Regions from separate parts of the Homo sapiens genome. Here region 1 is linked to region 2. A link is an interaction called in ENCODE POLR2A ChIA-PET data of the cell type or tissue named here. Cell type or tissue: PC-3. All regions are shown on one strand.

Region 1 (2,500 bases), 350 kb after region 2:
TAATCGTGTTCAAAAGCGATTAAGGGGCATATTTCAAAAAGTTTGGTAGATGAAAAGAGGTTTAATTAGAGATGTGAATAAACAAATAGAATTTAAAAAAAATGATGGAACTCTTAACACCAGGAAAAAAAGGTGTGTGATAAAGGGTGTGTAACCATAGTATGTATCACTTGACTGAGCAATGAATAATATTTGCCTTATCTAATAATTAAGATACTGTGTTATAGCCATATGGTAGAGAAGAGTGAGTGTAAGAGAGCTAAAATTCTCATTTATCAAAATACATAAAAATTTATCAACACAGATAAAAAGAAAATCTAAATGTGATGAATTATGATATGGGAGTAAATACATGTAGTTTTAGATAAATAAGGGTAAATTCTTAAGCAAATATTTAAAAAAGTTAAAAGTGGTTACCTTCAGGGAGGAGGATATGTAAGAAAGGAAGCAGAGGGGACTGTTTTTATTGCTAAGCCTATTAGCACAATTTGATATTTTAAATTATATTTATTCCTTTAATAAAATTACAATTAATTTAAAAGTCAAATAAATGTTAATTAGGGTTGAAAAAGAATTAAGAATAAATCAAGGCAATTCACTAATTTCCAAATTGTTGACCAGCTTGGGCACAGGTTAGATGTTGATGTAGTTCAATTTCCAGCTCACCTTTACCCTTTTAAAATATTCTTCCAAAAGCTTGAGGCCCTAGCCTTACCCCAGGCCTGTATTTCCCAAAGAAAATTTGTTTACTAAGTTGATTTGCTCCACAGTCCAGGTCACAAATTTTATATGCTTTGGAAATTTTATATGCTTCTAGCATATAAATTTAAACAATTTATATGCTACGCCTTATTAAAAGGTAGGCCTTTGAGATTCAATTCAGAGACTGATTCAAGAGGTCTGGGAGGTGCTGATGAATTGATTTTAACAAGTGTGTGAGATGAATTTGATACAGGCAATCAAGGGACCCATTTAACAAAAACTTGCACAAAGGTGTTGGGATTGAACATGTTAATACTTACCAGAAATACATATTCACTCATTTATTTATCTAATATTTATTTGAGCTCATTTTAGTTTTAGACAATATACTAGTTGTTGAGATGAGGCATATTCTAAAAACATTCATAATTTAGTCATTCATTACAGAAATAACAAGGGGAAGCCTGCCTCATGTGACTGAATCTTAGCACAGAATCCCAGAGGTCAATGTGGAAGAAATACAGGAGCAGAGAAAGCCTTCTACCCAATAAACTTTCTAATCCTAACATCAGCTTTGAAATTAGTCACAGCATTCTTCATCATGAGTATGAACTCCAAACATCCTCTTATTAATATATTACAAATGTTATGAGCATTGGGCACATGAATACTCTTAATACCTGATCCTGCAGGCTTAAATTGTTTGAAGCATATACAATGTTAAATACAGTATCAGAGGCATAGTAGGTCCTCAATAAAGGTTGATTCCCTTGTGCTTTTACACTATACTTTCCATTTGCAAGTAATTCTGCTCGTAGCTTGACTGGCAGTGCACTGTGGTAGTCAAAAGCACAGGTTTATATTGAAATGCCCATTCCCAGCTCTTTTTTTGGTACATGTCTTTGTTACACTGGCAGGTTATTTGACCTTGTTAAGGAACGAATTCTTCCTTTTTTTAAGGGGATACTTATGTCACTTTGAGGGTTTGTTGAGATGATACAGGTAAAGTTCCTTACAAACTCACATGCACTTAAGAAATGTTGTGGCTACTTATTACTGGTATTCTTTTACTCAATATACAGGTATTGTAGAGAAGGTAGGGGTGTGTGTGTGTGCTTGCATGTGTAGCAAAGCACAGACTCACAAAAAGAAACAGTGTGTCAGTACATGTCTGAAAGCCTGAGTCCTGCAAAATGAGACTCAGGTCATGGTGAAAAGCAGAATTCAGTGTTAATTCAGATTCAAGATAAGGTATAACAGGGTCGTTCTCTACTCTTTGTGCAATGAGTGGTCTCCTTTCTCTTGAATGGAAGCAGTCTTCCATTTTGGATGTCCAGGGCTAGACGCCAATGCTTTCAGCTGTATTAGTAGGCTACGTACTGTTAAGAACATGTCTGAAAGACTGAATTCAACAGCCCAATCATTTCATATTGAAGTACGAAATTTGAATAAGGATGACATGTGCTGACTGCATTCCAGGCTTAGATAAAAGAGGTCGAAATAGGAAATGACAGGAAAATTTGTAGTAAGAAACCAATAAAAAGGAAAGCCAGTCCACTTTACTATACCTGATAGGGGAAGCAGGTGTGGTGGGTTGGCCTCACACGATCTTCCTGGTCCCAGCCTCTCAAGGAGAGAGTGACAGTGATGGGTATGTTCTGTGAAGAGGTAGGAAAGATGGGGGAGCAAGCCAGGGCTACTGCTCAAGAGCTGAGAGGATGTAGAGCATACCCCATCCCGGGGGCAAAAGAATTTTCGTATAGCCAATCTCCCTTCTTGTACACATAGAAACTACTAT
Region 2 (2,500 bases):
AGGAGGATAAGCTAACATTGTAAGCACATACAATGTATGGAATAGTGGGGTTTTACACAGCTAATCACCATTTAGCCTCACTGGAATCCTTTCATTTGTAGGTGACAATTTTATATGCGTTGCACTGTCTTGTGCAGTCAGTAAGACATAGAGCATGATCTCCAAAAACTTGTATTCTAGTTGGGGATATAAAATATAGCTACTTGGCAATATATACCAAACATGACTGAAACTAAGACACAGGCAAAATCTGAAACCATCCCTTAGGTTTTTTTTTTTTTTTTTTTTTTTTTTGTAAAGCATGTTGTCTGAATCTCATAACTCTGTATATGATAGCATAGGGTCTCTTTGCAGGTACTAGATGGTCAATCAACATTTATCGAATTCTTCTGTTTGTTGAGCAGATTGTTGTTTTAGTATTTGGAAACTCTCAAGGAAGAAAAGGTAATAAGTCAGCAGTGTCAGACCATAAAATCTCATGAAAGGAAAGAAATTAGCTCAAGTTTTAAGAGTGTTAGTAAGGGCCAGGTGCTTGGCTCACACCTGTAATCCCAGCAGTTTGCGAGGCCGAGGCAGGAAGATTGCTTGAGCTCAGGAGTTTGAGACCAGCCTGGGCAGCATGGTGAAACCCTGTCTCTACCAAAAATACAAAAAAATTAGCCAGGTGCATCTGTGGTCCTAGATACTCAAGAGGCCGAGGTGGGAGGATTGTTTGAACCTTGGGAGGCGGAGGTTGCGAGTGAGCCGAGATCATACCACTGCACCTGAGTGGCAGAGTGAGATTCCATCTCAAAGAAGAAAAAAAAAAAAAAGAGAGAGAGAGTTAGTAAGTTACTAGTGAACTAGAAATATTTTTTGAACACAACCACTCTGTTTCACCTGTCTGTTAAGAGTGGCCCATTATTAAATAGCTGTGTGACTGATTATTTTGATAACTAATTAAACAAAGGATAAAAGTCCCTAAATGTCTTTTACGCAGAAACATAATTAATAATGCTGAGAAATTATTCTGCTGTAAAAAGGTCCAGGAAAAGTGTGTGTGTGTGTGTGTGTGTGTGTTTTTCAGGTGACTACTGGAGAATAGACATTATTCAAAATATACGATTAAAGAGACATTAGATTTTCTTCTCCTAAAATGGAGACTTAAAAAAATTAAGTAAACAATATTGGTGTGGCTCTGCTGAGTGTGTGGACATATAATTCAAGCTAGAATGGGCATTCAGTGAATAAGCACTATGATGAATACCACCAGTTTGTGTCAGCATTATGGAATTCATCTTTCACCTCTGAATTATCTTTCAGCAGAGGCAAGAATGTTGGATTCAGTTGAAGCTTAGATTACCAAACAGTAATCACTGCCAATGATGATTACAGGAGTACACCAGGCCTAATGTGTCTCTCAACCTGAGCTTAAACTTGCGGAACAGTCTCAAAGAAAAATCCACTGACCTCATTATGCAGTATTTGGCTGCTGTGAACATAGCCTGTTAGCTGGGATTTAAGTTTAACAGAGAAAAAAAGGACAGAGACAATATATACCTTGTGTATATATCGTACTTATGAAGGTGTACTTATGAAGTATTTTTAATTCTTCAAGTGTTTTTTATATTCCTACTATGAACAAATCAGTATGTATTTTTAGTTCCATGCAGTGTCTCCATCATTTCCTCCCTCCCACGTTTTCATTCCCCTTCCTTTCTTCTTTCCCTCCCTCCCACCCTGCTTTCCCTCCCCCTTCCTTCCTCCCTTCTTTTTTCCCCCTCCCCTCCCCTCCCTTCCTTCCAATTTTTGTTCCTTTGGTCAGCCCTTGGAACTCACTCACAGAGACTATGTATCTGATCTCGGTTTTTTTCAGTTTTATGCCACAGACATAGTTAATTCCTCAGATGTTTTTTGAAGGGAAATTTGTATTATTTTTATGTACAGAAAACTCAACAGTGTACATTTAACCCAGTTTGGTGGCAAGTTCTTTAGCTTTTGCCTTTTGAGCTTGGCAATGTAAGCCACAGGCTTGGGACCCAGGACATTGCCTCCCCAGTGATGACGGATCTCATTGGCTCTGTCGTTGTAATTGGTTCTGATAGCTACCACCAGCTTAACCAAAGCCCCTTTGTCTTCTGAGTTAACCTGTATGAAGGCAGCAGTGGTGCAGGTCTTCCTGTGGATTAGATGTCCCAGTCTTGTCTTCCCCTTGATATTGCAGTAAGGGACCCCCATTTTACGACACAGGGCAGGCAGGAACACAACCAGCTCGATGGGATCCATGTTGTATGCAATCACCACCAACTGAGCTTTCTTATTCTACACCAAGGTGGTGATGGTGTTAACTCCTGCTTGAAGGACAGGTGTTCTTAGTGGGGAGGTCCCCTTTGCCGGCGCTTTCTTCTCCGCCCGGGCCAACAGCCTCTGCTTCTTCTCTTGCTTTGTCTCTGGTCTGTACTTGTGGGGCAGCTTAAGCAGCTGAGTAGCTGTTTGGTGGTCCAGGTCCTGGGTGAACTGG

What was found. Peaks named below come from ENCODE experiments on the same cell type or tissue, not always from the same donor. Only the 100,000 strongest peaks of a DNase experiment are listed, where the experiment ranks them.
Region 1: POLR2A ChIA-PET joins it to region 2 with 5 read pairs; 1 of 35 experiments calls an interaction of 5 or more read pairs at or near these places.

Annotation. Positions count from the first base shown.
Region 1 is chr9:13,856,483-13,858,982 of GRCh38, reverse strand. All of the region lies in intron 7 of LOC101929507 (a long non-coding RNA gene), which reads left to right. Among named protein-coding and RNA genes, the nearest start is that of LINC00583, 70 kb to the left of the region's middle. In PC-3, no CTCF peak of the experiment used is centred here; a DNase peak (open chromatin) is centred at 1,252; H3K27ac peaks cover 1,311 bases.
Region 2 is chr9:14,204,490-14,206,989 of GRCh38, reverse strand. All of the region lies in intron 2 of NFIB (nuclear factor I B), which reads left to right. It also overlaps the pseudogene RPL7AP47. Among named protein-coding and RNA genes, the nearest start is that of NFIB, 110 kb to the left of the region's middle. RefSeq lists an enhancer at 2,003-2,500. In PC-3, no CTCF peak of the experiment used is centred here; a DNase peak (open chromatin) is centred at 1,279; H3K4me3 peaks cover 490 bases; H3K27ac peaks cover 1,187 bases.